3 separate regions of the Mus musculus genome follow, and regions 1 and 3 are each linked to region 2. Evidence: chromatin loops called from intact Hi-C (ENCODE). Cell type or tissue: left cerebral cortex. All regions are shown on one strand.

Region 1 (5,000 bases), 84 kb after region 2:
CTTTAAGGGTCCAGTCACCACCTCCTACCTGAAAGGAACCCTGTCCAGATTGAGGCTGTTGTGATTAGAATGTGCCTTTTCACCTAAAACCTGTTTGAGGATGTATCTCTCTTTAGTTTTCACGTAACACAGAGTTTACCTGACGCTTTCCCTCCTTCAGTTCATTTCTTGAGACAGGAAACCTATCTCCCAAGCTGACCTCAACTCACTCTGTAGTTGAGGATGACCATGAACTCTGATCCTCCTGCCTCCGAAATTCTGGGATTGCAGGTGTATAACACCATACTCAGTTTATATAATTGATCCTGAGTATCAAGTCCAAGAGTTTGTGAATGCTAGGCAACACTCTGCCAACTGAGCTCCATCCCCAGCCTCCACCGTGTGCTTTTGGAACACTTCACTAAGTTGACATGGATATAGACAGAGCATACATTCAAATTTAGGTGGTTTATTTGGTAAAGGACTTTAGAATTTCGGGTTACTTTAAAAGTGAGATAAGTAAGATTCCTTCTGTTCTGCTTCCAGTGGGATATCAAAATTGTTGGCTAAATTCCAGCTGCTCATTCTTTATATTCATAGTACCAAAGGGACCAGAGCTAATGCAATGCAGTCTTGACTTAAGATATGACTGTGAGGTATTTACCCATGCAAAGCATAATATTTTGATAGATAAAGTGAGTGCATTAGGTGAGAAAGCTACTGAAAGAAACTATCAAATACTCAACAAGGTAACAGAAGTGTTTGAAGAAGCACCAAGCCCAAGTAGTTCAAGTTCCTCCAGAGTCAGAGACCCCCCAGCCCTTAACCATCTGACCGCACTGATGGGAACTCCCTGTCTCCTTTTACCCAGAAGCAGAGACCAGTTGGGTCCAACACTTTCCCATACTCCATACCCCGGTTGCCTGTAGAGCAGAGGCTGCCCCAGATAGGATGAAAAAGAGGAGAATGTAGCAGCCCACTTTGCATAAAAAGTATTTCAGGGCATTTACTGACAAGTAGGTATACTTACTGCATACACATGTAGGGCTGTATTATATCAAAACTGTCTAAATAAACAGAGACTCCACTGTCCCCTTCAAGCCCCACAGCGTCCTTAGGAATGTATTGCTTCCTCGGTTTCCTCTGGTGTCAGTGGCAGGAAAGGCAGAAAGCATTACCTTTTAAGAAGGGAGGGAATACTGAAAGTGCCTTATTTGCAGCCTGCTACAGCAGTAACCCTGCAGACTGGCTTCCCACTCAGCCTCCCATTACCATGCCTCCCAACCCCCTCAGGACCCTATGGGAGTTGTCCCGAGTTTCTGATTTCCAGGGATCACTTTTGAAGATCCAGCAATGCTTAGGTGATATTGAATTACTGATTATCCTCTGGTTCTGTTCCCACTGGAGGCATTCTGGTCAGCCACTCATTTGTCCCATTTAAAGCACTTGGTGGCATGAACTCACTGGGTTTCTGCCCACATCACTGCATTCCTGGGATGCCATTCACAGGCCTTAGCAAGATCATCTGACAGCTGCCTGTGAGGTCAATGAACTTTATGCATAATCAAATGCTCACAGCTAGGAGAAATCCTTTCCTGCTCCATCCCTCCCTGGGCAAAGAATACACGTTAAGCTGCCCCCTTGGTTCCTTGGTGAGGAGGTGGTGGAGTCCCCAGCTACTTTTACATGATTTAATGCTGAGCAGAGAAGGAAAGTGATTGCATCCTCTACAGGGCCCCACAGAACAGTCACCACCCACACTGTTTATTCAGACTGGGATCTTGGCCATTTGGGGTTTAAGCCAGAAGAAAGGGGGGAAAGAAACCAACCCTGGAATGAACACTTTTGAAACTCTGTTGTATTCAGGATGAAGTACGGCCAAGGATCCTTTTTAAAAATCTATTTAAAATCAATTAGCGGGATCATATTCTCATTTGGAATGGATTGTTAGCAAAAGCTAATTGTCTCTGTTCTCACCCAGGTTCTGAGCTTGGGGTAGATGCACAGACATTAGAATCAACCCTCTGTTTTGCCGGAGTCTGATGCTACTACCAAACTATGTGTGGGCAGTTGGGCAACCCTGACCTTTGACCAGCTTTCCATCTGAGAACAAGGAAAGAGGTGTGAGGAAGAGAGGCTGATGTAAACAAGCCTGCTCTACATCCCAGAGCTTCCCCGGGAAGCGACTCCCCAGGAGCTTAGCCCAAACTGAAGGCAAGAGGCAGATCACAGGCCTAGGGAGGAGTCTCTGTGAGGCACCTCCTCCATCTGTCTCTAGTCAGGACTGCAAAAAATTATCGCAGACATGGGAGATTGTATCTTAGTTTCAAAGATCTCGAGAGGAGATTCCGGGACCTCCCTTGGTTACCCACCCTGCTATTTAGCAGTTCCTCCAGCCAGAAAATTCTTTCTTATTTGCAGCCTCAAATGTGCATGTGGTACTGCTTTGGGGAGAAGCTCCTGGTCCAGACCACTCCCACAGCCAGCATGTTTACTCCTCTAATGGGATGGAGCCCATTACTGGCTTCTCCTTCAAGATGGCAGGGGCTTAGACCTCCTTCTAGAACAGTCTATAGGCAACCCAAGATGGAACAGGAGAGAGGGTAGGCTAGGGGTCTGAGGGATGGCATTGATGGAGATTAAACAGGTTAATGAACACTACTTCTGGGCATCTGTGTATTTATGGAGGACTGAAGAGCAAAGTGGCAAGTCAGAGAGTGAGACTTACATACACCCTGTGTACATGGAAGATGCTGAAGTTCCTGCTGCAGATTTTAAAAGAAAAGGAAAAGGAATTCCCCACAACAACAGAGGCTAGGATTGCACTGACTCCAGGACTCTCCCCCTAGTGTTCAATGCAGGGAGCTGGGTTGGGGATGAGGCTGCTGTGCTTGCCTGGCCTTACAAGACCCTGACCTCACTCACCAGTAAACTGAGTGCACTGTATGCTGCTGCGGATTCCTCCTCCTCCTCCTCCTCCTCCTCCTCCTCCTCCTCCTCCTCCTCTTCTTCTTCTTCTTCCTCCTCCTCTACTGATTGATTTATTCTGAAAAATGCAATCAACAATTCAAATAGCAATTTACAAATCAAACACTTGAATATAACACAACTAAAATATACTGAGGAGTAATGGTAGAAAAATATTAAAAGTCTTTGCTTTCCATAATTAAACTATTAATATTTCTATAAAAGCAGACAGTATTGAGTATACAATGTGTTCTTAGCTAGTGGTCTTGAAGCTGAGGTACTTCTAACATTGCATGGTGTTGCAGCATGCCTGCTGCTGAGAACACAGGAGTTCAGAACTGAAGCTGTGGTGTGATCAAAAGAGGAACACTGCAAAAATGCTATGATTCAGTTCCCATTTGATCTTGAATTAATATTGGGTCATAGGATGTACAGAAATCATTCACTGCTGCCAATTTTTGTGACTCTCACATTCATTTATGTGAACCTCATGGGGGTCTTAACTTAGGAAAACTGGATTCTGTAGTATACCTGTAGCCATTCCTAAAGCTGTGAATTCTCTGTGGCAGAGTTAAATATATATACGTGTGTGTGTGTGTGTGTGTGTGTGTGTGTGTGTGTGTGTGTGTGTGTCTGCTAGCATGAAGCATATGTCCATACTTTATGAATAGCTTTGCTGGTCTCTTGGCTTAAAAAGTCTAGCTGAGCATTTTACCCACAATTACATCTGGATGCTTCTATGGGGACTAAGTGACCCAATCTATACATTCTATGAATAAATTTATTGGTGTACTATATGCTTCTAATCCTAGCATTTGGAAAGTAGAGACAGGAAGACCAGAAGTTCAGGGTCACCCTCAGCTACATAGTAAATTTGAAGGTAGCCAATCACACACACACACACACACACACACACACACACACACACACACACACACCTGAAAACAAGGAAGCTCAGCAATTAAGAGTATTTGCTGCACGCATAGTTTCCAGCATCCATGTAAGATAATGTGCAACTACCTGCATATCTACTCCTAGGAGATCTGACACCTTCTCCTGTCTTTTGCAAGCACCTTGCCCATGTGACATACCCTCATAAATGCACATACAAAATAAATAAAAGTCTAAACAAAAAAAATAATAAGAGCTGAAAGAGGAGTAAGATACCCACCCCAGGCAAGATAGGGTCAGATGTCATTGTAGGGGAACGCCTGTCCTTAACTCCACTGGCTGAATGGTGTTCCTCTCTCTCCTCCTCTGACCTCTCCTTCCTCCTCAGCAGATGTGAAATAGAGATACAACCTCTCCGAAGTGAGTTACAGGCCCATTGAAAAGACATCAGATGACCGGCGCGAGCAGCTGGTTGCTTCCCTTTTTATGGGATTATGTCATTGCCTTTCCTAAGAAGGAGGTTTCTCTCCTCCACCCACCCCCACCCCACCATGCTTCCCTCAAGTGCCAGTTCCTTGTGTTAAAGGAATGACTCAGTGAGTGTTGTGGTGCTGATGGTGTGACAAGTGAGCTTTGAGCAGGGAAATGGTGACCTACAACCCATTGTGGAGGCCACAGGCCGTCTGCATCATCACTAGTCCTTTGCTAATGATGCTCATGGTGATACTGCCATGTGTCCCTCATCAGTGCAAGCAGTCTCAGACGTGCTTAACCTGTGACTTTGTCACTGTGCCAGCAGGACCCAAACTAAGATGGCTGTGGGCAATCTCTTATGGGTCCTCTGGCGCATATGCCGAAAGATGGAGGAGTGGGCCAGGTGAATATCATATACATACAACCTCTTAAACATAACCTTCAAAAATGTATACTTATAAGATGCAAAACACTACAGACAGCTGAGACCCATACACCATTAAAAATCTCTCCATCTCTCAATCTCTCTCTCTCTCTCTCTCTCTCTCTCTCTCTCTCTCTCTCTCTCTCTCTCCTTTTGGGTTTTCTATGTATCCCAGTCTGACCTAGGAGTCCAGACTGGCCTCAAACTCATGACATTCCTCCAGCTTCAACCTACCTACAGCTCGAATTACAGTTGTAATTCCACC
Region 2 (5,000 bases):
AAGTAACTCCGCATACCACTTTGACTATTCTTTAACAAGCCAAGAGCATCAGCGACTGCCATCAGTCTGCCACTGTCTGACTAAGAAGAGATGAGGAAAGACCAGCCTCTGAGGCACATCCCTTGCTGGTTGTGGACATCACATCATGCTCTTCAGAGCAGAGGAGTACTCAGACCTGTTCTAAGTTACACAGCTTGTGGTGTCTGGACAAAAGGGCCTAGAAACAAGCATGCTAACGTTGTTATTCTAAGTATTTTCATTTGTAATTAATATCCTGGAGACTGTGTTGGGAGTTGCCTCTCTTCACCCAAGGGTAGCATATTGGTACTACTCACTACTTAGGAGTCAATATATGTCTCGGTAATCTCTCTGGCTGCTGAGAGCTGATAACATAGTGTTTGGGGGTTCACATGGTTAGCTGAGGGTCTGTTTGATTTTATACACTATATGTGGTTGTATACACTACACTGTTTAAAGGGTCCACATGATTGTAGATACACTGCACTACACACACACACACACACAGAGCGACTGTGTACACACTTTATGTGTGGTTAGAAAGGGTCCATTGGATTGTGCACATTCCATGCACGCGGTTAGAAAGGGTCCATGTGACCTGCACATGCTACATAGAAAAAGTCCATGCGGTCGTGCACACTGTACACGTTGAAAAAGATCCATGCAATTGTGCCCATCCTGTTAGAAAAGATCCAGGTGCCTCGCCACAGCCTGGCCCTGGCTATAGGCACGTCCAGCCAGCAGCCAGCCCCGCAGGCCCGAGGAGGCCCCTCACACGCCCACTGAGCCACTGCCGCCCGGGAGGCCCGCGCCACCCACGGTCCGGGGCCCAGCGTAGCCCGCGGGTGGCCGCCACCCAGGCCAGCGGCCGCGGCCGGGCGCGCGCTCCCCGGGGCGGCCGCGGCGCCTTTAACCCGGGCGGCTGGCGGGCGGCGGGAGGAGGCGGCGGGCGGGCGCTCAGAGGAGGGCTTTCTTTCTTCTTTTTTTTGAATGAACGGTGACGTACGTACAGGAAACCAGGCGCTCCGGCGGAGAATGAAGTAAGAGGCCGGGCCCCCCGCCCCGCGCCCGCCCCCTTCCTCCCCGGCCCGTCCTCCCGCCCCGCGTCCGGGTCCCCGCCGAGCCGCCGCCGCCAACACCGAGGTGCCCAGGCCCTCCCCAGCCGCAGCCGTCACCGTGGAACGGGCTGCGCGGCGCAAGCACGAGGAGGCGGCCGCCAGCGCCGCCCGCAGCGGAGGAGGAGAAAGGGTGCGCAGCCCGGAGGCGGGGTGCGCCGGTGGGGTGCAGCGGAAGAGGGGACCAGGGGGGGACTTCGTAGCAGTCATCCTTTTTAGGAAAAAGAGGGGGGGCAAACCCTCCCCCACCACCTCCTTCTCCCGCAGCGCACCACACACAGTGCGCGGGCTGCTCCTTGGGCACCCGCGGCCCCAGCGCGTCCGTGCCTGCATTTAGCAAGCTGCTTTTTTTCCCGTTTCGGAAAGCGCGTTGGCCCTTCGGAGTTTAATCAGAAGAGGATTCCGGTCCCGGTCCCCCAGCTCCTCCATCGTCCCCTTGGCGTGTCTCTCTGCCCTGGAGGTCTGAAGCGGTCCGGTGGATACGGATCCATGCCTGCGCTCCAGCGTGTGTGTGCAAGTGTAAATTGCCGAGAAGAAGGGAGAATCACAGGACTTCTGCAAATGCTGGACTGAAAAATTGTAATTCATCTGCCGCCGCCGCCGCTGCCTTTTTGCCCCGCTGCGGTGCTCTTGAGATCTCTGGTTGGGATTCCTACGGATTGACATTCTCAGTGAAGCCGGAGTGTGAGGACCCAATCTGGAAACCCTCCTGATTTTTCCTCCACCTAGCCCCCAGACCCCAACTCCCGATTCATTGCAAGTTGTAAAGAAGCTTATACAAGGAGACTTCTGAAGATCGATGGTGTGGTTGCCTTATGTATTTGTTTGGGTTTTACCAAAAAAGGGTAAACTTGACAGAAGATCATGCCGTCCTTAGAAAATACAGTAAGTTCTTTGCACAGGAATTTTGTTTAATATAACTTTCCATGGACGCGTTTGAAATATTTTTTTACTTCAAGTGCATTCAAGCAAATTTCATTTCCAGACAGTTTAATGCATTTTTAAACGTGTAACTTGTAGCGGATATACCTTTCTTACCCTAAATATATAAAGGAAAACACACCTGATTTTAACTTCCTAGGTCGTCCCGCCTCTTCACCTTTCAGCATTGCGGAGGAAGTAGACTGATATTAACAAAGCTTAATAAATAATGTACCTCATGAAATAAAAAGCAGAAAGGAATTTGAATAAAAATTTCCTGCATCTCATGCCAACGGGGAAACACCAGAATCAAGTGTTCGGTGTAACTAAAGACACCCCTTCATCCAAGAATGCAAAGCACATCCAATAAAAGAGCTGGATTATAACTATTCTTTTTTTTTTTTTTTTCTTTCGGGGCCGTGGGGCGGGAGTCGGGACTTGAAGTGCCATTGGTACCTGCAGCTTCTTTTCGGGGAAGGATGGCGCAAGCCGGGAGAACAGGGTATGATAACCGGGAGATCGTGATGAAGTACATACATTATAAGCTGTCACAGAGGGGCTACGAGTGGGATGCTGGAGATGCGGACGCGGCGCCCCTGGGGGCTGCCCCCACCCCTGGCATCTTCTCCTTCCAGCCTGAGAGCAACCCAATGCCCGCTGTGCACCGGGACATGGCTGCCAGGACGTCTCCTCTCAGGCCCCTCGTTGCCACCGCTGGGCCTGCGCTCAGCCCTGTGCCACCTGTGGTCCATCTGACCCTCCGCCGGGCTGGGGATGACTTCTCTCGTCGCTACCGTCGTGACTTCGCAGAGATGTCCAGTCAGCTGCACCTGACGCCCTTCACCGCGAGGGGACGCTTTGCCACGGTGGTGGAGGAACTCTTCAGGGATGGGGTGAACTGGGGGAGGATTGTGGCCTTCTTTGAGTTCGGTGGGGTCATGTGTGTGGAGAGCGTCAACAGGGAGATGTCACCCCTGGTGGACAACATCGCCCTGTGGATGACTGAGTACCTGAACCGGCATCTGCACACCTGGATCCAGGATAACGGAGGCTGGGTAGGTGCATGTCTGGTTGAATGAGTCTGGGCTTTGATCTCAAGGCCAAGATGCGCAGGTTGGGGTGTGAGTGGATTCTGGGTCAAAATGGGCCATTGAGCAGATGAAATAAAGTCGAGTTTGTAGCTTTGCTCCCCTGACCTCTCACTCTCTTCCTCTGGGTACATCACACCCTGCCAACACTGTGTTAACTCCTGCCCGCTGGCTGTGAGGGAGCAAGAATCCAGCATTTTTGATCCAGTAGGATCTGGAGATAATAGCATCCCTCCAGTAACTCTCAGAGTTAGTTCGTCTGAGTAGCTTGCTGCAGATGTTCTGGGTCCTGTGTAAGCACCAGACCTCCAACACTCCCTCTTGACCTATGCATCTTTAGCTCCTCTGGTGGACTAACAAACTTTAAAAGGTCCATCTAGACATGCAGGCTCCACCAGAGGACGCAGGCAAACCTTTTCTAACTCACTTGGGAACATTTTCCCAAAGAAAAACAACACGGCTCCTTTTCCTGGAAATCATAGCTAAGCTTGTAAAAAAAAAAAAAAAAAAAAAAAAAAAAAGGTAAGCTTAGGTAGGTATTCGTGGATGTTTGTGGAATCCAGTCTGTCTATGCCATAGTCCCCAGTGGGCATGGTGGGTGTGCACCCTAAACATGTCCGTCAACGAATATGCGATGATTTAGAAGTCTGCATCCACTGTATGTCTTACTTTTCTCTACCTGCATTCTACATAGTTTTGCGATCTCTACTGCTGAATGGACTTGCATCTAGGGTGCCTATGAAAGGGGTAATGGAGTCCACTTAGCTGTGGCGTCTCCAGCCCTGACAAGTTAAAATGATTCGTATCCACAACACTGGTGAGCATCTATGGGGTGATAGTTTTCTGGGATCTTGGGAGGTTCAGCTTCCATATTTTACCGTGTGATTTAAGCTTTTCTCTGGTTCTTTAAGGGCAGAGAGCAGACTTAAGACTTGCTATAGCTAAAACAATTAAGTTATGTGAAAGCAATCATTATTGTCTGACATTTTTTAAAAGACCTTGTTTTAATGAAAAGGGTTTTCATTTTAGTCCTGCCTTGGTAGTATAAAGAGAACGAATATATATGTGAGTGTGTGTGTGTGTGTGTGTGTGTGTGTGTGTATATATATATATGTATATATATATATACACATATACATATACATATATATTATATCTTAACAGGAACAAAAAGTCTGTAACTGACTGAACGTGAACCAAATATCTAGAAGCACATTCTGTTTTTACTACAGTTTGCAAGATATGCTAATATTCATAGGCCCTGAAAAAGCCAAGAAAAATAGATGATTGATGTGAACATCTGATCTTATTTGACCAAAGTTGACAAAATATTGGTGGCACTGTTCGATGTTTAAAAGTAAAATTAACTCAAATATCAGAGTTTTTAAGTGCTTGAAATTCACATGCTCTTTGTGAATTGCTTGTTTGTTGACATCCCACAGGATCAGTCTGTTAGCAATTCTGGAAGACTTGGCGGAAGGAGAGAAGCTATTTTGTAAGATGTTTAGTTAAGTAGGTGGTTTGATATTTTAGCCACTGTATTCAGAGAGATGGGAACTTCGGGCTCTAGAAGAATCATTTTAAAGTCAAAATAAAACTGATTTAGGTTTATTATTTCATATTTTTATTAACAGTGTTTCTTTCTATTTGAAAGAAATCCACAGCAGTGAATGTGTGATATTGACTATCAGGTTAATAAAAAGATGGGAAACAGGGCTTCAGATACAAACTGACCTTTGGTGCCGACTCGCAACGTGTTAACACGTCAGACAGCCGAGGTTTCTCTTTAAATGGAGAGTCTCTTTTCTTCTCTGTTCACCATCAAGGTTTTGTTGCAGGGCCTATCTTTGTGGTCAAC
Region 3 (5,000 bases), 110 kb after region 2:
CCACCACCGTGCGTTTCTTTGCCTTGCTGAACAGCCACCTCTGTGCAACAGACCTGCTATTCTGCCTTGCCTTGGTTGGAGAATTAGAATGTTCAGCTTAGCCCAGGTCTTCAGACACTTCTCTGCCTTTTCTCTCCCAGGTAGTTCATCTTCTCCCTGACATCCTTTCATGTAGGGCCCACATTGTAGGCTATCCAAAACTGTGTGTACTGACTAGAATTGCTCCCATGTCTCTCCATATTTCCAACTCTAGGTTGGTTGTGCTGACTTGGGACAGCCTAGCACCATCTCAGCATATCTCCGTCCCTCCTCCTCCAAGCTCATCCTCCCCTGTGATTGCTGTTAGGGCACCACCTGGTAATGTAGACCAGATCTTGTCCTCCAACTTCGGCCCTCCTGGTTTCCATCTTCCCCTTCTTCTGTATGCATATATCCCCTCACAGCCTCTTCTTCTTCTCAGACTTTATCCCCATGGCCTCCTAGATGGGAAATTGGTGAAGAATCTACAAAAATACTCACTAGTAGAAGCAGAAACTTCTGGGTCAGGACCAGGAAATCCTAACGTGAATATTAAAGGTGATGCACCTCTGTTGATTCCTAACCTCGATCCAGTTCATAGACACAGAGCTCTTTGAGTGAAGGGGAGACAGAAGAGACCCCACAATGCTGCCCACATTGTCCACATTGTATGCTGTAATCTCTCCTCTCCCAGTGTTCTTCCATGGTAAAGTACTACACTGTATTAGAATAAAGGAAGCAATTACACACTGGCCTGAGCTGACACTAATTCCATGAGACCCAAACCATCCCTGTAACACTCCTGGTAGAGCAAGGCTGCAGTGCATGAAAGCTGTTCTACTCAGAGCAAGGCCTTAAAGGAGTCGCACCAAGTAGAGCAAGGAAGGCCATCTGGAGGTCAAGTGGCCACTCACGTGTAATCCTCTTTTGTGTCTATTCCCATAGAGACTGAAGGTCCACACAACCACAGGGGTTTCCTACACGCTATTCAGGCCAAAGTATTTCTGCAAAGTTTGTATTCCCTGCCTGAGAACTTCCACAGCTAAAGTTTCAAGGAAAAGGCCTGCGTTCCTTAGCCTGAGAGCTAGAGACTCCTCAAAGTCTTCCCTCTATCAGGCAGTCTTGGCTTCAAATCCTCACCCAGTACTCCCCTTTCCCCACCTCCCCCTCCCTTTCCTTCTCCCCCTTTCCCCAAATACCATCCCTAGATGTTGCCTGCTCTCTAGACTTGTATGCCTGGCTTTTTTTTTTTTTTTTTTTTTTTTTGGCTCCCTTCTCTGGATTTCTGTGGTGCCTGTTTTTAGCACAAATATACCATGTTCCCTTGTAAAATGCTTTTCCTTCACTGTAGCTTACAAGAGCCAGGGAAATGACCAAAATGTGTGGATGGATTAACTCCCCAGAGTTGGGGAGGGAGAGGGTGTCTTTCTATGGATGGGCTGCGAACAGTCTTCATAAACAAAAGATTGCCTTGTTTATACCTTTTGTCAGAGTCAGCATTTTTTAAATCTGCTTAAGGTGAAATAAGTGCTTTTTGTTTAGGGAAATCATATGGGAAACACAGAAATATGAAATGTTCACTTTGTTTAATGTATAAGTCTATTCCACGACAGGTGGCCTCTCAAAGCGCACAAATAAAACAAAATTGCTTGGCTCAAACCTATCAGAGAAGGAATAAGAGCCAGGTGGTGGGGCCAGGAGCAGATGGGCAGTATTTACTTAGAGCTTCATATTTTCTTCTTGCTAAGTGTCCCCCTGGTCAAATACCTTCCTTCATATATCAAATAAACCTTCCATGCCTTTGAATAGACTTTTATTACAAAGGTATATTCCTACACCCGGTTTCTCCTTTTTACAAAGTCAAGGGTAGAAAAACCATATGGTGCCCATAGAGTGTGGAGTCTGGGCTAGCTTAAACATTCCAAGCCTCTATCCAGACTTTTCTTTGAAGTTTCCAAATTTCACAGTCAGAATTAAAATAGCATAAGAACTAAATTGAAACTAGTATGAGTCCCAGGAATTTTTTTCTATACCAAATAAGGAGGCGTCTATCCCGATGGTCTGTGTGAACTAGGTATAGTTGAGGCAGATCTTTACAGTGAACTTCCCAAACATCTGCACCCCTCTGCACCAGGCAGTCATTCAGAGCCACATAGGTCTTCAGGAAGCACTGTGGTCCTCTATAAGCACCAGCCCTTGGCCATCTTTAAATTCTTCTCTCCATTGGTCTAGAACTATTATGGCTCTGATGTGTTTTTTTTCCTGATGCTCAGACTGCTGTGTTCATGTTTTTTCCAACAAATATTTATGAATTTTATAGGTAGAAAACAAGTGTTCGCCCTCCTTCTCTCAACAATTGGATATATAGAATTAGTTTCTTCTCTTTCTTACATATGTATCTTTAGCATGTTTTTAATTCTTAGCAATTGCCCATTGCTGTCCAGATACAGTATCAGTGCTACATAATGCTATCTCTTCATGTGGTCCAAGATCACATAAGGGTTGAAGTAACTCTGAGTCCTTCATCAAGAGAGAGAGAGGTACAGTTTGCACCATCCAGGTGCCTCAGACTTCTTCTCAGAAGAGCTTCTGCCATCATGAGGTTAGACACGTAGACAGTGTGCTGTGATAGAAGACGGACTTTAAGACTTACTAGGAAAGGCACATCTTCAAAGGAAAAAGAGGTTTCCAGTGAGAACTGTTAAGCTCTTGAAAAGGTTTACAGAGAAAGCTGTGGTCTCGCCTTTCCTAGAAGCACTGAAGTCAATACATAGCATCCCGCAGTCGTTGAATGCTGACTTCTGTTGAGGTGCAATGAAGCCTCCCAGCTCAGCACATTCAACATCCCACTAATCCATCTTACTGCATATTCCACAGGAGTCTCTTTGTGACTTACAAGAAACAATGAGACAAACATCATTTTTCATTTTTCTAGCTCCTTTTTTTGTTAGTTTTTAAAATAAAAGAACCTATGTTGCTTTTTTTTTTTTTTTTTGCCTCTCATGGCATTCAAATTTAGCTTTTATATAATTCACCCTCTCCCAGTAACTCAGGGTACATTTGAGAGAGACACATGCTAAAGCCATAAACAATGCTTACTTTTTTCCTAGAAGATGGTGCAGCAGGAGTCCTACAGAAGAAATTGAGGTGCGGATTCCTTGGGACTCACCAGTGTTCTTTACGTGGCGTCATCATTATTTATATACTTATTTGTATGGGAACATGCACACTGCCACATGGGTGCTGGCCTTTCCTTCTATGCTGTGGATTCTGGAGAAGGAACTGCAGTCGTCATTCCCACTGAGCCATCTCACCTCTCCCAGAGTGTTTTGAAAGTTTCTTTTCACAAGACTGTAGTGCTTTCCTGCTCTGTGCCTCACATGGTGCTTGCTGGCTGCTGAACCGACTGAGATACCTGAGATGTGTTTTCTGCTCCAAAAGTGCTTACAATCTTGCACAGAAGAGAAGGTGTCATTAAATAACTGCACATGCTATGAGGAAGTGTGATTCTGTATCACAGGAAGGCCATGAGATGAAGGATAGCTTTGTTGCAGAAATATGGTTGGCAATTTGAATTTTTGCCTTTCCAGGCTATGGCGTTTCTCCCTTGCTTTATCTTTGTACCTTTCAAACACTAGGACAGTTATTTATTGGTAACTTTACCCACTCATCCTCAACCATCTCATTTGTTGTCCCTTCTCTCCATAGATGCAGATAGCCACATTTTATTTCTTGAGTATATGTCTAGTGTCTCCTTGTGCTACACACACACACATTTATATGAATATATACATATGTAAGTATTCATATATAGAGATATATTTCTTCTTTTGTTCTTTCTTACACAAAACAATGCTGTTTGTTATTCAGACAGCTTGTTCACATAACAGTGTATTCTCGAGATAGGATGCCCTTCTTTTCTTCATGGTTGATATGCTGCCTTCATAGCATCAACCTTCTGAGAGATACCAGGTTGTATCACTGAGGTACTCCATAATAGAGTGGCTTCAGCGACAGCTGTTTTATTACTCCCTAGTTCTGTGGGTCAGCCAGTGGATTTTCTGCTGGTCTTGCCAGAATTTACATGTGTAGATACAGTCATAAGGCTACGCTACTCCTACAGCCTTGCTTGTTCCATGGTTGCCATGGTTGCTGGTAGATCCTTACAGCACCTGCAATCAGTTCTCTCAGCAAGTTTACTTGGAATACTTCAAATGGGCCCAGAAACAAAAGGGGACTGTGCCCCAACATGGAGGTACTGAGAAGCCGCCTTATTGCCTTGTACTTGCTTACATCTCATTAGTGAAAAGAGAGCTAACCTCAGAGTCAGAGGAGAAAGGAATGCAGAATGAGCAGTTCCCTGGAGTCATTACAGAACTCCATATAGCTAGCCAGCTCCTCATTGCAGCAGGTATAGTTAGTTAGCCAGCTCCCTATCACAGTAGGTATAGCTAGCCAGCTCCCCATTGCAGCAGGTATAGCTAGCCAGCTCCCCATTGCAGCAGGTATAGTTAGTTAGCCAGCTCCCTATCACAGTAGGTATAGCTAGCCAGCTCCCCATTGCAGCAGGTATAGCTAGTTAACCAGCTCCCTATTGCAGCAGGTATAGCTAGCCAGCTCCCCATTGCAGCAGGTATAACTAGTTAACCAGCTCCCCATTGCAGCAGGTATAGTTAACCAGCTCCTGCTCATGGACACCTGGCTATTTCAGTCTCCTGGTGTTGTAAATACTGCCCAGAATATCACTTTGCCATAATTCAGTTCATATGTGAACATGGCAAATCCCCAGAATGGGATTGTTGGGTTAAAGGGCAAATGCTTTCCAAGTTATCTATGTATTCTGTTTCTCTCGTGTTATTTCTCTGGTTATTTTAAGCCTGTGTTTTCTGTCACTGATTTAGGGACTTTAAAACTGAAAAGAGTTTAAAATTAGTTAATTATAAACTTATCTTTAGAGATAAAGAGACAGAGAGACAGAGAAA

The links. A loop is a pair of places that touch in the nucleus more often than their neighbours do. Peaks named below come from ENCODE experiments on the same cell type or tissue, not always from the same donor. Only the 100,000 strongest peaks of a DNase experiment are listed, where the experiment ranks them.
Region 1: a loop joins it to region 2, with 4 times the contacts of the local background. A loop is called at or near these places in 23 of 42 quality-filtered maps.
Region 3: a loop joins it to region 2, with 2.2 times the contacts of the local background. A loop is called at or near these places in 8 of 42 quality-filtered maps.

Annotation. Positions count from the first base shown.
Region 1 is chr1:106,626,751-106,631,750 of GRCm38, reverse strand. The region is part of intron 1 of Bcl2 (B cell leukemia/lymphoma 2); the gene reads left to right. Among named protein-coding and RNA genes, the nearest start is that of Gm37053, 14 kb to the right of the region's middle. In left cerebral cortex, a CTCF peak has its summit at 2,806; DNase peaks (open chromatin) are centred at 1,690, 2,048, 2,766 and 4,408; H3K27ac peaks cover 957 bases.
Region 2 is chr1:106,710,414-106,715,413 of GRCm38, reverse strand. It overlaps Bcl2 (B cell leukemia/lymphoma 2), which reads left to right and starts at 1,124. Exons shown (of 2, transcript NM_009741.5): 1 at 1,124-3,109. The coding sequence starts at 2,534. In left cerebral cortex, CTCF peaks have their summits at 2,903 and 3,520; DNase peaks (open chromatin) are centred at 1,062, 1,294, 2,765, 3,375 and 1 more place; H3K4me3 peaks cover 3,952 bases; H3K27ac peaks cover 1,371 bases.
Region 3 is chr1:106,604,807-106,609,806 of GRCm38, reverse strand. All of the region lies in intron 1 of Bcl2 (B cell leukemia/lymphoma 2), which reads left to right. Gm37053 (a long non-coding RNA gene) reads left to right here. Exons shown (of 2, transcript XR_878433.2): 1 at 1-4,587; 2 at 4,622-5,000. Among named protein-coding and RNA genes, the nearest start is that of Gm37053, 7.6 kb to the left of the region's middle. In left cerebral cortex, no CTCF peak of the experiment used is centred here; DNase peaks (open chromatin) are centred at 1,917 and 2,761.